2 separate regions of the Homo sapiens genome follow, and region 1 is linked to region 2. A link is a loop called in an ENCODE intact Hi-C map of the cell type or tissue named here. Cell type or tissue: IMR-90. All regions are shown on one strand. Each heading gives the region's core, and the rest is flanking DNA. Links, peaks and the distances in the headings are about the cores only.

What was found. Hi-C counts contacts between places; a loop is a spot of excess contacts. Peaks named below come from ENCODE experiments on the same cell type or tissue, not always from the same donor. Only the 100,000 strongest peaks of a DNase experiment are listed, where the experiment ranks them.
Region 1: it touches region 2 in a loop (3.0-fold over the local background); 15 of 110 quality-filtered maps call a loop at or near these places.

What each region holds. Positions count from the first base shown.
Region 1 is chr11:68,110,642-68,118,641 of GRCh38, reverse strand. The region is part of intron 1 of CHKA (choline kinase alpha); the gene reads left to right. Among named protein-coding and RNA genes, the nearest start is that of CHKA, 6.7 kb to the left of the region's middle. In IMR-90, for the core only: a CTCF peak has its summit at 4,522; a DNase peak (open chromatin) is centred at 4,491.
Region 2 is chr11:68,004,465-68,015,008 of GRCh38, reverse strand. ALDH3B1 (aldehyde dehydrogenase 3 family member B1) reads right to left here and starts at 4,682. Exons shown (of 10, transcript NM_000694.4): 1 at 4,617-4,682. RefSeq lists enhancers at 1-702, 4,335-5,163, 9,869-10,411, 10,412-10,544. In IMR-90, for the core only: CTCF peaks have their summits at 4,840 and 5,255 (motif pointing left); DNase peaks (open chromatin) are centred at 1,628 and 4,798; H3K4me3 peaks cover 1,073 bases; H3K27ac peaks cover 4,890 bases.

The sequences.
Region 1 (8,000 bases), core at 1-8,000, 100 kb before region 2:
AAAGGTGATTTAGGACATGGGAAAGTGGGTGATGTCTAGCTTTTAAAAAAGACACAAGGGCATTTGGAGGTGCGGAGAAGGAGAGGAATTCGTCTGGTTGAAATTCAGTGATTCTCCATAGGCAGTTGCAGTTATTATGGCTCCAGCTATCAAATTTTACTGACATTTCCCAATCTGATTCTGGTTTTTGGTTTTTTTTTGGAGACAGGGTTTCACTCTGTCGCGCAGGCTGGAGTGCAGTGGTGTGATCACAGCTCACTGTAGCCTCGACTTCCCAGGCTCTGGTGATCCTCCCACCTCAGCCTCTCAAGTAGCTGGGACTACAGGCACGCACCACCATTACTGGCTAATTTTTGTATTTTTGTAGAGATGGGGTTTCGCCATGTTGCCCAGGCTGGTCTTGAACTCCTGAGCTCAAGCAGTCCTTCCGCTTCAGCCTCCCAAAGTGCCAGGATTTTAGACCTGAGCCACCATACCTGGCCCCGATCCGTTTCTGGAGCTCCGTGTTTCACTGAGTGCCAGTGCATCTGCAGTAGTTGATGAGACTTCACCACCTCAACTCAGTGCATTCCTATTCCAAATTTAACCCTTTGGCTCCTCCCCACCCAGGAATGTGCTTCTGCTTTCGCTCTGCGTTTGTAGCAGCAGCCTGGCCAGAGCCCCAGGATCATTTCTAACTCTGCATTCCCCCAGAAATCCCTCCTCTGCACACAGTTGTAACTCAAACCTGATGAGCTACTTTTGTATCCCCACCTTCTGTCTGGTCCCTTTGCTGTCCTTGCTTAGACACTAGAACAGGAGGTGCCTTAGGATCTTCTTGCATTTTGTGTGTTCCTTCTAATCCATTCTGTATCTTGTTGCTATGGATTTCTCAAATATTGGAAAATAAAATCCAAACTTGTTTGCATGGTCTAAACTTGAGCCTTGGCCTACCTTTTTATTTTTTATTTTTAAATTTATTTTTTGAGATGGAGTCTTGCTCTGTCACCCAGGCTGGTGTGATCTCGGCTAGCTGCAACTTCTGCCTCCTGGGTTCGAGCGATTCTTGTGCCTCAGCCTCCCGAGTAGCTGGGACTACAGATGCACCACCACATCCGGCTAATTTTTGTATTTTTGGTAGAGATAGGGTTTCACCATATTGACCAGGCTGGTCTCGAACTCCTGACCTCAGGTGTTCCACCCTCCTTGGCCTCCCAAAGTGCTGGGATTACAGGCGTTAGCCACTGCACCCTGCCCGGCCTAACTTTTTAGACTGGTTCTTTTTGTTATTACTGTTTTAAAATCACTCCTTCTCCAGAACCACAGCAACTAACATTGAGCTAGTTACACTGGAGCCTGCATTTTCTGAATGAGCTTTGTGTTTTCAGTTTCCAGGCCTTTCTTTGCCCCTACCCTCTGCTTGGCAGCCTTTCCCTTGGTGTGTTTCCTTTAAAATTCCTCTTTCAAGGCTTAACTCAGAGAGAACCAGACATACTGAATTTCTTTCCCCTCTGTGTCTCATCCTTAGCACTTTGTACATGCAGGCCTTGTTATCACAACCCTTAACACGTTTGTGTGTGTGTTTATTCATTCCATTCTCTTGTTAGATTGAATTCCTAGAGGGCATTTCACGTTCATCTTTGTATCTCCAGCACTAGGATAGTGCCTGGCACACCGGAACTGGATAAGTGTAGAAATTGTCATTTTTAGCTTAAGTTGGCCTCTTTGCTGTGTGATGAACGGAGATCCTTGTCTGAGTCTCTTCAACTATGAGTGGTATAGGGAAAAATAAAAATTGTCCTAACATGAGAGTTGTTGTTAATGAGCTGACCACTTAGAAAATTTGTTCATTTCCAGACATCACAACTTAATACTAACTTCTGTCCCTGCCTATCAAATCAATAGTATGTTATTAGCATTTTCTTTCTTTCTTTCTTTTTTTTTTTTTAAGACAGTCTTGCTCTGTTGCCCAGGCGGGAGCACAATGGCGCGATCTCGGCTCACTGCAACCTCTGCCTCCCAGGTTCAAGCGATTCTCCTGCCTCGGCCTCCCGAGTAGCTGGGATTACAGTCACATGCCATGTCCAGCTAAATTTTTTTTTTTTGGTATCTTTAGTAGATACAAGGTTTCACATGTTGGCCAGGCTGGTCTTGAACTCCTGACCTCATGATCCGCCTGCTTTGGCCTCCCATAGTGCTGGGATTACAGGCATGAGCCACCACGCCTGGCTACCTGGCTAATTTTTGTATTTTTTGGTAGCCACGGGGTTTTACCATGGTGCCCAGGCTGGTATAGAACTCCTGGGCTCAGGTGATCCGCCTGCCTCCGCCCAAAGAGCAGGGATTACAGGCGTAAACCACCACACCCAGCTTAGAGTTTGTTATTTTCATTGCTGATTGATAAGGTCACAGCAGTTGTGAAATGAAGTTTAAAATCTTGTGAAGGATACAAGATTTCATGAAGTTCAATGAATGAAATGTTGGAGACTAAGTTTCACACACATCTTTTGACATTACGTTCCACAGACCCACTAACAGTGAAAAGAAAACCATTGAGGAGGATGCTACCTTGGGCCCTGCAAAATAGAATCATATCAAAAGATGGAGAGAGTCCCATGAAAAGACTGGCCAAGTCCTCAGATACTGTAAAATTAATGCAGTAAAACTCACATAGGAAGTTAATTGTGTCTTATGGTGCCATCATAATTTTTTTGGAAAAATTGTGCCCAAACTCCCTACTTTTCATTTTAAACGTTTGCTTTTCAAATTAAACATAAATATGTAGTTGTATTATAACCTAAATTATGTTACATATAAGAACAGAAACAATTTTCAATTTCATTTTTCAAGATACAATTTTATTTACACTTTGTTTTTACTGGAAAGTTTTGTTCCTTGGGTGGCTGGCTTGCTGGCTTTCTTTTTCTTTCTTCCTTTTTAAACTAATACACTATATTTTTTAGAGCAACTTGTATTTGTTTGTTTAGAAATGGGGGATTTCACTGTGTTACCCAGGCTGGTCTTGAACTCCTGGGCTCAAGTGGTCCCTCCTGCCTCAGCCACCTTAGTAGCTGGGATTACAAGTGTGTGCCACTGTGCCCAGTTTTAGAGCAGTTTTAGGTTCACAGCAAAATTGAGCAGATAGTACAGAGAGTTCCCATATAACCCCCTGCCTGCACACAGGCACTGCCTTCCCCTTTCTCAACTTCCCCCACCAGAATGGGACATTTGTTACAACTGAGGAACCTACATTGACATATTATCACTCAGAGTCCATAACACACTACATCCTATTCTTGCTGTTGTACATTCTGTGGTTTTTGGCCACCGTATAATGACATGTATCCACCATTGTATTGATGCTGCTTTACATGATGAGCTTACTTCAACAGGGTTATGCCCTGATAAACCATCATAAATTGAAATGCATTTAATACATTGAATCTACTGAACAGCATATCTTAGCCTAGCCTACCTTTAATTTGCCAGAACACTTACACATTAGCTTACAGTTGGGCAAAGTAATCTAACAGAAAGTCTGTTTTTATAATAAAGTGTTAAATATTTCATGTAATTTATTGATTACTGAAAATGAAAAATAAAATGGTTGTATGTTTACTTGAAGTATGGTTTCTTCCGAATACATATCACCTTTGTACCATTGTATAGTCGAAAAATCATAAGTTGAACCATCATAAGTTGGAGACCATCTGTAGTGTCATACAGAATAGTTTCACTGCCCTAGAAATCCTCTACTTAATGTCTGTTTATCCCTCTTTCCCTCCTAAGCCCAGCCAATCACTGGTCTTTTTACAGTCTCCATAGGTTTTCCTTTTCCAGAATGTCATAGAATTGGAATCACACAGTATGTAAGTCTTTTCAGTTTGGCTTTTTTCACTTGATAATATGCACTGAGTTTCCCTGGGTCTTGTCTTGTCTTTTCTTCTTCTTTTTTTTTTTTTTCCCGAGACAGAGTCTCGCTCTGTCGCCGAGGCTGGAGTGCAATGGTGCGATCTTGGCTCACTGCAACCTCCGCCTTCCGGGTTCAGGCAATTCTCCTTCCTCAGCCTCCCAAGTAGCTGGAATTACAGGCATGTGCCACCCCGCCTGGCTAATTTTTTGTATTTTTAGTAGAGACAGGGTTTCACCATATTGACCAGGCTGGTCTCGAACTCCTGACCTTGTCATCTGCCTGCCTTGGCCTCCCAAGGTGTTGGAATTACAGGGGTGAGCCCCTGTGCCCAGCCTCCCTGTGTCTTTTCATGGCTTGATAACTCACTTCTTTTTAATACTCAGTAGTATTCTGTCATCTGGATATACCACAGTTTATTTATCCATTCATCTACTGAAGGACATCTGGGTTACTTCACGGTTTTGGCAATTATGAATAAAGTTGCTCTAAACATTTGTGTGTAGGTTTTCAATTCATTTGGGTAAATACTTAGGAGCATGATTGCTGGTCATATGGTGAGAGTTACGTTTAGTTTTGTAAGGAACTGCCAAACTGTCTTCCAGAGTAGCTGTAACATTTTGCATTCCTACCAGCAGTGAATGAGATTTCCTGTTATTCTATGTCCTTACTAGCATTTGGTGGTGTCAGCATTCTGGTGTTTGGTCATTCTGGTAGGCGTATAATGGTCTCTCATTTTCTTTTTCTTTCCTTTTTTTTTTGAGACAGAGTTTCACTCTTGTTGCCCAGGCTGGAGTGCAATGGCGCGATCTCGGCTTGCTGCAACCTCCGCTTCCTGGGTTCAAGCGATTCTCCTGTCTCTGCCTCCTGAGTTCTTGAGATTACAGGCACCTGCCACTACGCCTAGCTAATTTTTGGTATTTAGAGATGGGGTTTCACCATGTTGGCCAGGCTGGTCTTGAACTCCTAACCTCAGGTGATCCACCTGCCTCGGCCTCCCAAAGTGCTGGGATTACAGGCATGAGCCATCGCGCCTGGCTGTTTTTTGTTTTTGTTTTGAGACAGAGTCTTGCTCTTTTGCCCAGGCTGGAGCGCAGTGGTGTGATCTTGGCTCACTGCAACCTCCGCCTCCCGGGTTCAAGCAGTTCTCTGCCTCAGCCTCCTGAGTAGCTGGGATTACAGGCGCCTGCCACCATGCCCGGCTAATTTTTTGTATTTTTAGTAGAGGTGGGTTTCACTGTGTTGGACAGGCTGGTCTGGAACTCCTGACCCACGTGATCTGCCCACCTCGGCCTCCCAAAGTGCTGGGATTACAGGCGTGAACCACCGCGCCCAGTCAGGTATCTTATTTTAATTTGCAACTTTCTAATGACATATGATGAAAATCTTTTCAGATGCTTATTTGCTATCTGTATATCTTCTTTGATGAGATGTCAGTTTGTGTCTTTTTCTTTTTCCTTTTTATTTTTTTAAGAAACTGGGTCTTGCTACATTGCTCAGGCTTGAGTGTAGTGGGTATTCACAGATGTGGTCCTCCTGCCTCAGTCTCCCAAGTATCTGGGACTATAGGGGCATGCCACAGAGCTTCTTGCCCATTTTAAAATTTTAATTTAATTGTTTTTTTTTTTCCTGCCACAGCTTCTTTTTTTTTTTTTTTTTTTTTTTTTTTTTGAGACGGAGTCTTGCTCTGTTGCCCAGGCTAGAGTGCAGTGGTGCGATCTTGGCTCACTGCAAGCTCCGTCTCCCGGTTTCACGCCATTTTCCTGCCTCAGCCTCCCGAGTAGCTGGGACTACAGGCGGCTGCCACCACGCCCGGCTAATTTTTTGTATTTTTAGTAGAGATGGGGTTTCACTGTGTTAGCCAGGATGGTCTTGATCTCCTGACCTCGTGATCCTCCTGCCTCGGCCTCCCGAAGTGCTGGGATTACAGGCATGAACCACCGTGCCAGGCACCTGCCACACCTTCTTGAGTGGGAAAGTGTTTTCCTATTCTTGAGTTTTAAGAGTTCTTTATATATTTTTGTTAACAGTCCTTTATCAAATGTGTCTTTTGCAAATATTTTTTCCTTGTTTGTGACTTTTCATTCTCTTGACAGTATCTTTTGCAAAGCAGTTTTTAATTTTAATGAAGTCTGGCCTATCAATTATTTCTTTCATGGATCATGCTTTTGATGCTGTATCTAAAAGTAATCTGGCTGGGCGCAGTGGCTTATGCCTGTAATTCCAGCACTTGGGGAGGACAAGATGGGTGGATCACCTGAGGTCAGGAGTTTGAGACCAGCCTGGCCAACATGGTGAAACTCTGTCTCTTCTAGAAATACAAAAAAATTAGTCTGGTGTAGTCGTGGGCACCTGTAATGCCAGCTACTCAGGAGGCTAAGGCAGGAAGAATCGCTTGAACCCGGGAGGCGGAGGTTGCAGTGAGCCTGGATTGCGGCACTGCACTCCAGACTGTTGCGACAAGAGTGAGACTCCGTCTCAAAAAAAGTAAATAAATAAATAAAAGCAATCACCATACCTAAGGTCATCTAGATTTTCTTCTATGTTACCATCAAGAAATTATCTAGTTTTGCATTTTATATTTAGCTTTATGATCCATTTTGATTTAATTTTTGGGAAGTGTAACGTCTGTCTAGATTTTTTTTTGCATGTGGACGTCCCGTTGTTCCAGGACTTTTTTTTTTTTTTTTTTTTTTTTTGAGACGGAGTTTTGCTGTTGTTGCCCAGGCTGGAATGCAATGGCGTGATCTCGGCTCACCGCAACCTCCACCTCCCAGGTTCAAGCGATTCTCCTGCCTCAGCCTCCTGAGTAGCTGGGATTACAGGCATGCGTCACCACGCCTGGCTAATTTTGTATTTTTAGTAGAGACGGGGTTTCTTCATGTTGGTCAGGCTGGTCTCAAACTCCTGACCTCAAGTGATCCACCCGCCTCAGCCTCCCAAAGTGCTGGGATTACAGGTGTGAGCTACCGCTCCGGGCATGTTCCAGGACCATTTGTTGAAACAACAAATGGTTTGTTGTAAAAGACATTTGTTACATTGTATTGCCTTTGCTCCTTTGTGAAAGATCTGTTGACTATGTGAGTGTATTTCTGTACTCTCTAGTCTGTTCCATTGATCCATTTGTCCTTTCTTTTGCCAATACCACACTGTTTTAATTAATGTAGCTTTTTTATTTTTATTTTTTGAGATAGTGTCTTGGCTGGAGTACAATGGCATGATCTTGGCTCACTGCAACCTCTGTCTCCCGGGTTCAAGTGATTCTCATGCCTCAGCCTCCTGAGTAGCTGGGATTACAGGTGTGTACCACCATACCTGGCTCATTTTTTTTTTTTTTCTTGAGATGGAGTTTGGCTTTTGTTGCCCAGGCTGGAGTGCAATGGCACGATCTCGGCTCACTGCAACCTCTGCCTCCCAGGTTCAAGCAATTTTCCTGCCTCAACTTCCCCAGTAGCTGGGGTTACAGGCGCCCACCACCACGCCCAGCTAATTTTTGTATTTTTAGTAGAGACAGGGTTTCACCATGTTGGCCAGGCTGGTCTCGAACTCCTGACCTCAGGTAATCTGCCCAGCTCGGCCTCCCAAAGTGCTGGGATTAGAGGCATGAGCCACCGCGCCTGGCCTAATTAATGTAGCTTCATAATGATTCTTGAGGTTGAGTATTGTCGGTCCTCTGACTTTATTCTTCATTGGCTATTCTAGGTTTTTTGCCTCTCCTGATAAACTTTATTATTATTATCATTTTTTTTTTTTTTGAGATGGAGTCTCATTCTGTTGCCCAGGCTGGAGTGCAGTGGCGTGATCCCAGCTCACTGCAACCTCCGCCTCCTGGATTCAAGCGATTCTCCTGCCTCAGCCTCCCGAGTAGCTGGGATTATAGGTGCATGCCACCACGCCCAGCTAATTTTGTATTTTTAGTAGAGACAGGGTTTCACCATGTTTGCCAGGCTGGTCTCGGAACTCCTGACCATAAGTGATCTGCCCACCTTGGCCTCCCAAATTGCTGGGATTACAAGCATGAGCCACTGTGCCTGGCTTCCCTGTAAATTTTAGAATCAGTTCGTTGGTATTCACAAAATAACTTGCTGGGGTTTTCATTGGGATTGCATTA
Region 2 (10,544 bases), core at 799-8,798:
TGGGGACAGCTGCTCCACCACAGCCCCCGAGGGTGAGCAGGCAGGCAGAGCGCCATGCTTCTTCCTGCCGCACAGAAATTAACCCCAAGCCATGGCCTCTGCCCTGCCCTGATGCCCCTCCTGGAGGCGGGGCAGCCTCACCCCTGCCAGTCTGAATGGTGTAAGCAGGAGCTTGATGAGTAGAGGGGGTGACTCACTGCCACCATGGCCACCACCTTGGAGCACTCCAGACACAGAATTCTCCGTCTTCCTCTGTCCCCAGCCTGGGGGCACTGCCCAGGGAGGCCAGGCCAGTGGGCAATAGCCTCTTCTCCCTGTGCCTCAGCTTCCTCAGGAAGAGGGGGAGAACACCTCGGGCCTCCTGGAGGCCCTGCTGCCCACCCTGCCGGGGCTGTGGTGCTGGGAGGCAGAAACAGCTGTGGGGGAGAGGATCAGGGCGGGGGAGAGGGCGTTCCTGCCTCCGTGCTGGTGCCAGCCAGAGCTGGCAGGCAGGGTAGGGGCCTAGACATTCCCCCGAGCCCTGCCTGTTTACTTGAAGTTCATCGGAGGAGCACTCTGACGCACTCGTTCCTCGGCCTGGTGCCAAGGACCCGTGGTGACCCTTTCCTCCTTCCCTCTCCGAGTCCCTTTCCTCCAGATCTCAGCTTGGCTGATGCTTCCTCCAGGCAGCCCACCCAGATTATGCCCTCATCCACTGTCACAGTGGCCCCTTGACTCTGCTCCCCAGCGTTCTGAGTTGTGCCATGTGATAAATGTCTGGTTACACTCTACCCACCTCCCAACCCTGTCCACATCTCCCTTATTTCCCCCTCATTAGACTGGGAGGCAGGCCCCTCTGTGCCTACTTATTTGAGACCTAGTGCTTGAAGCCTCTCATGTTACCGGTGTAATGATGGCACCTGCCAGCTAATGATGAGACCACACAGTCGGTTCTGAGCCCAGGGCCCAGCATCGGTGAGCGCAAGGCTGTGGGTGATTGTTAAGTGGCCACCTTGAGGGCGGGACCTGCTCCGGTCTGCAGGATGGCCCTGCTGGACCAGTGTGCTACTGAGAGCCTGGTCAGGAGCCCCAGGCCAGCCCTCAGCTGGAGTGATTGTGGGGCCAGGCTGAACCCACCATCTTCCTGCTCTGATTGGGAGAAGCTGGGCAGTGGCCCGCACACAGGACAGGCACCATGGTCCCCATAGGGGATGGCTCGTCACGGGAGCAGGACTGAGACCCAGGAGCCAAGAACGAGCCTCTCGAGCCACCATCAGGCCTGTCTCCGGGCTCTGCCTCTTACTGGTTGTGGGACCTTGGGCAAATCACTCACCTTCTCTGCCTCGGTTTCCTCATCTGTGAAATGGGGATGCTAATGGCACCTGGTGTCATTGTGAGGATTAAATGACATCACGCTGCATAAAACATTTGCTGTTGTGCCCACAGAAAGTACTCGACAAAGGTCAGCTCTGGGTGTTTTGCTAAGTAGCCTGCAAATATTTATCTCCCTCAACTCCGCACTCTCCTGGGTCCTTCTCCATTCTACTCTCACCTTCAGACTTCTGCCAGTGGTCAAAGGCAAACCACGCCTGTGCCTCTCTCACCCTTTGTAAGAATCTCTGCAGAAACCACAAAAATGCAAGGCACGTAACGTGAATGGTGGACTGTGGGCCGGGAGCTCTGTGGGGGATGGAGTTCTGCAGGGAACATTCCAGCAACCCTCCTAGCAACGCTGAAACCAACTCACCAGGGCCACAGGACACATCTCTCCCACAGGGCAACCAGCCCTGGCATTGCCCCTACGGGTCACTCACTCTGGACTGAGGCCCCCAGGGAGTGCCCAGGGCAGGACCCTGGCAAGCGGAGAAGCCAAGGCCGCCTTCTGCCTGAGATTGGGGGGATCCTGGGCCTGTTATCTCCCGAGGGTGCTGGGCAGCCATTGTGGACACACAGAATAGGGAACTCCTGAATCAGGCACTGGGCTGGGGTCCCCCAAGCCCACCCCCGCGGCACTCATCCCACAGTGTGAGGTTGTAAGGAGTGTGATCCCCATGCCTGCCCTCGCTCATTTCACCACCACGGCCGCCCACTGAGGGACCACTATTCACCCCACTGAAGGAGATGGAGGCTGAGGCTCAGAGAGGGCCAGAGCTTGCCTGATACCACCCAGCTCCTCACATTGGAAAACCCAAATCCAGAAGAGCAGAAGGCTATCCACCTCAGCTCCCACCTCCCTCACAGTCCCCTGGGGATGGGCAGCCAAGTCCTTGGGGGAAGGGACACTGGGCTGGGGCCTGGACGGCAGACCCAAGGCTGGGTGGACTCCGGTAGGCCAGCTGTGGGAGGGGTGACCGGTGAGGGGAGGTCTCTTGCTGTTTGGATTCCATTTCCTCGGCCTCCCTCCTCACTATTGCTGCCACTCCCCACACTGCTTAGGTTGTGGGGTCTGAGACTGCCTCTTGCCTCCTGCGGCTGAGCCACTGAGGTCCAGGGGCTGATGGGCCCAAGGGTCTCTGGGGCGTGGCCCCCCATCACAGGTTGAGGTGCATTTGGCCCAGACCTGCAGCTTCTGGGGTGGGGGGGAGTTGCCACATCATTTGGTGATGAAGATAGCGGCTGTTTCCTCTGGCCTGGGGGCCAGGGCAGGACCAGCCACTTCCTCTCAAGGCCACGGGCCTCTAAAAACAATACTCAGGTGCCCATGTGCTGGGCACTATGCCAGCCTGGGTGCTCGCTGTGGGTGCCCACAGGCTCCGGGAACAGAGTGGGGAGGAACGGGGCTGACATATCACAGGGAGTGAATGGCTGGCCGAGCCGCTGCCCCCAACCTCACAGCAGGGACCGTCCCTGGGCAGGGACTCCCTGCTCGTTCACACCCTGGCCTATCAAGTGGGTTGGATTCCAGGGAAACGGAGGCTCTGCCCGTTCTCTCATTCTTCCTGCCTCAGTTTCCTCATCTACACCATGGGCCTTCTAAGAGCATCCTCCCAGCATGGCATGGTCTGGGGGCCCAATGACCTGGGTTTAAACTGCAGCAACCACATGTGTGAGTGGGGAGACCTTGGGCAGGTTGCTTGACCTCTTTGTATTCACGTTTCCCATCTGTAAAATTGGGCACTGCCTGTGGCACCCATACCACTGTCGGGAGAATTCAAGCACTGGGACCCCGGGAAGTGCTCAGTATCCATGGAGGACGGATGTACCAGAGGAGGGCTCAGGGAGGAGACCCCTGGGGCAGGGGCCTGAAGGGGCCTTGATCCAAGGTGGGTGTTGGGGAGACAAGGACATCACCCTGAGACCCAACTGAGGACAGGGATGTGGTGACAGAGGGACTGAACATGGTGGGTAGAGGGCCTGGGGGACCCCCATCAGGGCAGCCAGAAGGCGGGGATCACTAGGCCAACTTCAGGGGACCCACAGGCCCAATACCGCAGGGTCTCCGATTCTGATCTCCTGCAGTGTAGCTTCATTAAACAAACATGATGAGAGGCTGTGATTTTGAACTGAGCTCCTGTACTAGGCCCCAACAGACCAGACCAAACCAAAATGGAGGCACTCATGCCAAATGCCACATCATCAAACCGAAGCTTTAAGGAAGCAGACAGAGCCCAAAACCACAGACCAGTTTCTCCGGGAAGCAGGAGATTCCAGTCCACCTGAGCCGGCATCATCAGGTCCCCTCTGCCTTACCCCTTAGAAAAAAGCAGTCCGCTTAGAAAAAAGCAGTCTGCAGCGATCCGGTATTAGGCGGTTTGGTGTTTCCTATTTTTCTGTTTCCTCCTTTCTGCCTTATGAACCCCCTGCTCTGCCACTGCCTGGTGGGAGCTCTCACTCCATTTTGTAGAATGGAGGCTGTCCGGATTCACGAATCATGAATAGAAGCCAATTTGATCTATAACTAAATGTGTTGTCATTTTGTCTTTTGATGGCCTTAAGCTGGATTTTCATGAGGCCTCCCAAAGCTCAGCAGCCCCTCCCTTGGGGAGCCAGGGACCAGCGTATCCCCTCATTGGTGGCTCGGGCCAACCCAGCCCCGGGTCACAAAGAGGCTGAACAGCCTCGGCTCCCTGATGGGGCACAGTTCCCGGGATGAGAAGTGCCTCCTGCAGGCGGGGCGGGGCTGGCTGGCCACTCCTTTCTTGGACCCTGACAAAGTCCATTGCTAAGAATGATTCTTTCCCAGAGTCATTCATGGCCACATCCCTGCATCAGCACTGGGCATGCAGGCTGGTGCCCAGGAAACGGCTGTTGCTGGAAGGGATACTTGACCCCTGTGGGGAAGGGGCGCACAGTCCTTCCTGGGGCAGCTGGACCCAGAGCTGTTCCCTTGGTTCCCTTGGAGGGTGTCCGGGAATCCCAGGAAAAGGAGGCGGTGGCAACCCAGCTCGGACAACGGAAGGGTGCCTGCTGGCCAGGGGGGTGCCCGGGACCTCGCTGCCACTCCCCAGATCTGCCTCTCCTCCTTCCGCTTTCTCCCCCAGCAGGCAGGCAGATGAGCTCAGCCAGGACACAGTGGCCTCTGAGTGCAGCTGCCGGTGGCTAGGCCCGCCTGGGCTGCCTGTAACCCGGAGTTGCTGAGCTGGACTCTGGCCCGACTGCTGGCCCACTACAGCCCCAGCCTCCCCGGGATACTCTACCTGAGGCTCTGCCAAGCTGCCCTTCCTCCTGGCTGTCCCGCTCTGCCTGGTGGCCCTGCTGTTAAGAAATGTCCAACGCAGGGCCAGTCCCCGGGGGAGGGGTGGGGCGGAGTTGCCCTAGCCTCGTGCCTGACTCTGGCTCTGGGCGGGCTGGAGGCTGCAAGCCAAGATTTCACCACCGCCTCCCTCGGGGGCCTCGACATCTCCTCCCAGACCACAGAGAAGAAGTCAACGCCCAGAGGGCGCCAGGCTAGAGCCACACAGCAGGGCTGAGCTCCGAGCTGAGGGGCAGCCTGAGGAGGAGGAGGAGAGGCTGTGCAGCAGGGCTGAGCACTGAGCTGAGGGCCAGCCTGAGGAGGAGGAGTGGGGCAGTGGGCCCTGGGAATCCCGGTGTGGGGTGGGGAACTATTATTGTATTAATTATATTCTATTATAATATTATGTGGAATGTTATGGCCCAGAATAGCAAGGAAGTCTCGACCCCCCACTCCCAGCCTTCCCTCAATGCCTCCCCTAAGGAATAAGACCACTACTACTCCTGCTGCCCTCCTCCTACCACCTTGCCTGGTTTACAAGACAGGAGGAAAGAGAGAAGGCAAAAAGTTAGAAAAAAACAGAAGTAAGAGAAATAGCCAGAAGACCTTGGCGCCACCACCTGGCCCTGGTAGTTAAAAAAAAGTGATAATAATATCAACCCCTGACCTAAACTACTTGTGTTATCTGTAAATTCCAGACATTGTATGAGAAAGCACTGCAAAACTTTCTGTTCTGTTAGCTGACGCATGCAGCCCCCGGTCACGTTCCCCGAGCTTGCTCGATTTATCACGACCCTTTCACGTGGACCCCTTAAAGTTGTAAGCCTTTAAAAAGGCCAAGAATGTCTTTTTCAGGGAGCTCGGCTCTTGACGCAAGTCTGCTGATGCTCCCAGCTGAATAAACCTCTTCCTTCTTTAATCCAGTGTCTGAGGTGTTTTGTCTGTGGCTTGTCTTGCTACACCCTACCCAAGACTCAGTTTCCCCTTCTGCAAAACAAAGAGGTCAGACCCAAAGGTGGCTGGAGTCTAGAAATACCATCTTAGGGACCATACCTCATGCCTGCTCCTCTCCCAGCGCCCTGTGCTTCCGTGTTCCTCCACACCACCCCATGGGCCGCCCCATTCATAGAGCCTGTCTTTCTGCAGATCTAACATTTTACAAACGAGGAAGTGGGGGCAGAGAGGGGGTGGGATGTGAACATGGGGCGTGTGTGTGGCAGAGCTTCTTGCTCCAGAGCTGGGGCTGCACCCGTTTCGGATGTCCCCTCTGCCTCCCAGGAGGAGTGCCTGCCTCTCTGCTTAGGACCGTGGTCATGATGCCACGTGTCGCCTTGGTGGTTCCTGTAGTCCCGATCTTCCTCAAGTTCGGCACAGGCAGCTGTGCCTAAGCCTGTCCCTGCCTGCCCCCAGCCCGCCCCGGATACACCTGTCAGAGCCAGCGTGCTGTGGGGATGATGTGCAAGCTGCTGTGGGTGTGGACAGGCAGGGGACAGGGTGACAGGTGTGGAGGAAGAGCCTCCTCTATGCCCCTTCCTGGGCCTGCCGCTGCTACCATCTCCCTGGTGCCCTGGGCCTCCGTAGCTCCCGGCCCCGGGGCCTCTGGGCCAACGTGGCACCTGGGAGGTGCTCATCATGGCCCCCCCCACCCGCCAGCTCCCTGCCTACCTGGGAGGGCGGTGAGGTCTTCTGGACCATGCCCACACCGGTGGCCCGTGATTAGATAGTTAGGGTGGGGGTGAAGGACTGCAGAGCCCCTGTCCTCTGTGTGGGATGGAGCCCCCAGCCACTGCCAGTCACGTGGCTCAGCATGTGACAGCCCAGCCCTGCCATTCTCTGGAGCTCAGCCAGATTGAGCGGGTGCCAGGCAGGGCTGGGCAGGGGCTGAGCCTGTAGGTCTCAGCTGGGAGTGAGGCCCAGAGAGGGCAGCCACTGGTCTAAGGCCACACAGCAAATCAGGGACCCATCTTGGCGGGTACTGGCAGGTGGGAGGGGTGTTTCAGGATCCCGAGGGTCCCCTCCCTGGCCAGGGAGCTGTTGAAGAATTTCCCCCAACTCACAGGGGCCGAACTTGTCATGAATGCAGGAGCAACCTGGGAGGAGGCCCCCGAAGAGGCCTGTCCTCCCGGGACAGAACTCCTAGCCTTCCCTGGGAGTGAGGCTCCCCCCAAGGGAGGCCACACACCTCCCAGGAGGGCTGGGCCCTCCCCACTCTGGGTTGGGTGCCCCTCACTACTCCTCAAAGCTCCAGAGGCTCAGTAGGGCCTGGGAGTCCCATCTTTGTTGAGGAGCCCAGGGTAAATGGGGAGCCCTCTGGGTAGGGCACCAGGAGGACTCACTTTTGGAGCCAGCTCTGGGGTGAGGTCTGCCAAGGCCCAGGCCAGCCAGGGGGAGTGGGTGGAGGGGTTGCTCAGGGCTCCGGGCCAGACAGCTGCGGCCCCGCCTGCCCTGCCTCCTCCTTGCTGGGCTGACGCTTCGCCTCTTTGGGCCTCAGTGTTCCCATGTGAGAATGGGGCTGACTACAGTCCCGGGGGCATCTGTGGGTGAATGAGAGGGTTCGGCAGGCATGGATCTCAGCACCTGGCATGGAGGGCGTTAAGTGTGAGGTCTGGGCTCAAATCCTGGTCCTGTCACTTACCTGTGTGACCTAGGTTAGTGTCTTAACCCCCCGTGCCTCTGCCTTCCCATCTGTAAAATGGGACATAAGTGATTGTGAGGCTGAAACAAGTTATTCCATGCACGTGGGCCCGGAACTGTGACCATTCCAAGTGCCCGGCCCCCTCTGGAAGGGTCTGAGAGCTACCTTCCAGACTCTAGGACAGGAGTGTGGGCAGGGCATGAGCATGGCATCAGGTGGAATCATTCATCCATTCATAATTCATTCATTCATTCCCTCACTTCTCAGAAACACGCCCCTGAGCCTGGCTCACAGGGCCTCAGACCTGCCCAAGAGCATCTCACTGCCTCATCTGCCCACGAGTGACCTTGAAAAGAAACGTCCCCTCACTGGGCCTCAGTTTCCCCAGCTGTAAAATGGGGGCTGACTCTGCCTGCCTCACATGGCTACTGCGAGGGTGAAACGAGAGCCGACCTGAAGGCACCGACAGGGCACCTGGTTCTCAGTAGGCGCTCAGAGCATGTGAATGTCCTCCTGCCCCTCTCCTTGCCCTCCTGAGGAAGTGGCTGCCCCAGGCCTTGGCCCTGAGGCCCTGGCCCTGCCTCCCACCCCCTCCCTGGCAGTCTTGAAGGCTGGACCCACCCTGGCTCCTTGAAGAGGCAAAGTTAGAGGCTGTAGGGGCCCAGGGCCCAGGACACAGTCAGAACTCACGGGCAACGGTGAATGCGGGTCACTTGTTCATTTACGCACTCAACAAACCTTTACTGAGCACCTACTGTGTGCAGACACTTCACACAATTTTCACAATTCCCAGACATTATTGACCATGCTTTCCAGCTGGGCCACACAGTGACAAGGACTCATGGGGATCCACAACCAGCCTGGCCTGGCTCCCCGGCCCACGGTGCTTCCAAGGTGCCTGGAGCCCTCGCACAGGAATGGGCTGGAGTCTTCAGCTCTGGGTGAGCCCTTTGCCACCAACTCTCAGGAGCCTCAAGTCTCAGTGGAAAGCAGCAGCCACCTGGGCATTTGCTGTGCCAGGCACTGGGCAGAGCCTTTGGCACACCCCAACCTGGGGACCTCCCACCATCCTGTGAGCCAGACTCAGTGATCATCATCCCCATTGGCTTTAATGTTTAAAATATTGTGGAATCACATCCATGCCAGGGAAGTGGTGTGAAGGGAATCACGTGGGCTGCCCAGCACGCTCCTGTGTCAGTGCAATGCGGGGCAACAATATTCCAAGAGGTTGTTTCAGGGAGTTCCAGTTGAGAGCAATATTTATTCTCTTCTGCTTGCTTTTCTGCAAGGAACATCGATTATTTTCATAATGAGAACTGAAAGTAAAGGCTTATTATAGAGAAAAGCATTGGCAAACAGTGAGCACGGGGGGATCTGGCCACCCCTTCCTGGGGATGTGACTGTGCACTGTTGCAACCTGGATGGGTTGGTGGAGGTGCTGGCCCTGCTCAGATCTCTGTCCCGCAGGTCACCCTGGTGTGTTTATCTGGGCCACCCTATCAGCCTCTTAGATAGTCTCCAGGCTCCCCAAGAGCAGCTCCATAAACCACCTAAAAAAAAAAATCCTTTCTGGAGAGAGGAGGTGTATCAGTCAGGGTTTAGTGCCTCCAGGGCTGTTTTTTGTTTTTTTTGTTTTTTGTTTGTTTGTTTGTTTGAGAGGTCTCACTCTGTCACCCACGCTGGAATGCAGTGGCACAATCTCAGCTCACTGCAGCCTCATCCTCCTGGGCTCAAGCAATTCTCCCACCTCAGCCTCCTGAGTAGCTGGGGCTACAGGTGTCCACCATCACACCAGGCTAGTTTTTGTATTTTTTGTAGAGATGGGTTGGGGGGGGGGGTTTGTCTCACTTTGTTGAGGCTGGTCTTGAACTCCTGAGCTCAAGTGATCCTCCTTGGCCAGCCAAAGTGCTGGGATTGCAGGCGTGAGCCACAGCGCCCGACCCTCTCCAGGTGTTTTGAGTAGGAGACATTGAGTGCAGGGAATTGGTGGTACAGCACAGGTGATGGAAGAGCCCAGGATGGGCAACCATAGCAACCGCCACAACCCCCAGGCCCAGAGGAACAAGGGGAGGAAGAGATTGCACCAGGCCCCAGAAGTTTGGGGTCCCTCAGGGAAATTGAGAAGCTCGGGGGGCCCACTCCCAGCACTTTGGGGGCTAAGGCGGGTACATCACTTGAGGTCAGGAGTTCGAGACCAGCCTGGGCCAATATGGTGAAACCCCATCTCTACTAAAAATACAAAAATCAGCTGGGTGTAGGGGCACACGCCTGTAATTCCAGCTACTCACAAGGCTGAGTCAGGAGAATTGCACTTTCTCATCATACTGTGTAATGATGCTGGTGTCTGCCATCTGAGAACGGCCCCCGCCATAGCCATACTCTCCCACCTCCTCCCTGCCCCTGCGCCTCGGGCCCTGCCCTCTCTTCGGCTCCTTTCCTGTCTCCCACTTCCAGCCACCCACCTGCATGAATCCACCTGTCTGTTCCCCACATCTGCACTTGGGCATCGTCACCTGGAGAAAGTTCTACCTCCTGGAAGCCTGAAGCCACTGCAGATTCACGCCTCCCCCCACCTTCCCAGCAATCCTTGCGGGGTGGGAGGTGTTTGTCATCCAGTCACTCATGCACCCATCCAGTCACAAGTATTGATCACTCAGTAGGTGCCCAATGCCATCCTCTGCATTTGGGAGAGGATGTACCTAAAGAGCAGTGGGTGGAGGGGGGTGCACAGGGAGGGCATGGAAAACCAGAAGGGAAGTGAAGGGACTGCATTCTCTGCAGGGATGGTCTCTTGTTCTGAGAGCTGAGTGGGAAGGAAGCCACCTGGGAGGCGCAGCAGGAAGAGCATTCAAACCAGAAGGAACCCAGGGGAGAGAATCTGGATATTTTCAAAAGTGGCCCCGTGGCTCCAGCCAGGTCGGTGGTAGCCAGTGCTTTGGAGTGTCGGCCCCACCACAGGCTCCCGCTGCAGCCCGGGATCCAGTGCCCAGCAGGATGGGGGCAGGTGGCTCTGGGCCCCACTACATGGTTGTGGCAGGGTCCCCCATGTAGTTCAGTGGGGATCACAATCTCCACCTCCCAGGACCCACTCAAGCTCCCATTTGCACAGCCCAAACTGGAGCAGGATGGGGACATGGGAGGTGGGCTCTGGCTGTAGCGTCCGGTGGTGGGAGGTGGGGTCCAGGTGGTGACGCTACTGTCCCTGCAGTGCTCTTTGATGAGCTGTAACAGCAGGCTTGGAGGTGGGGCTGGGGACGA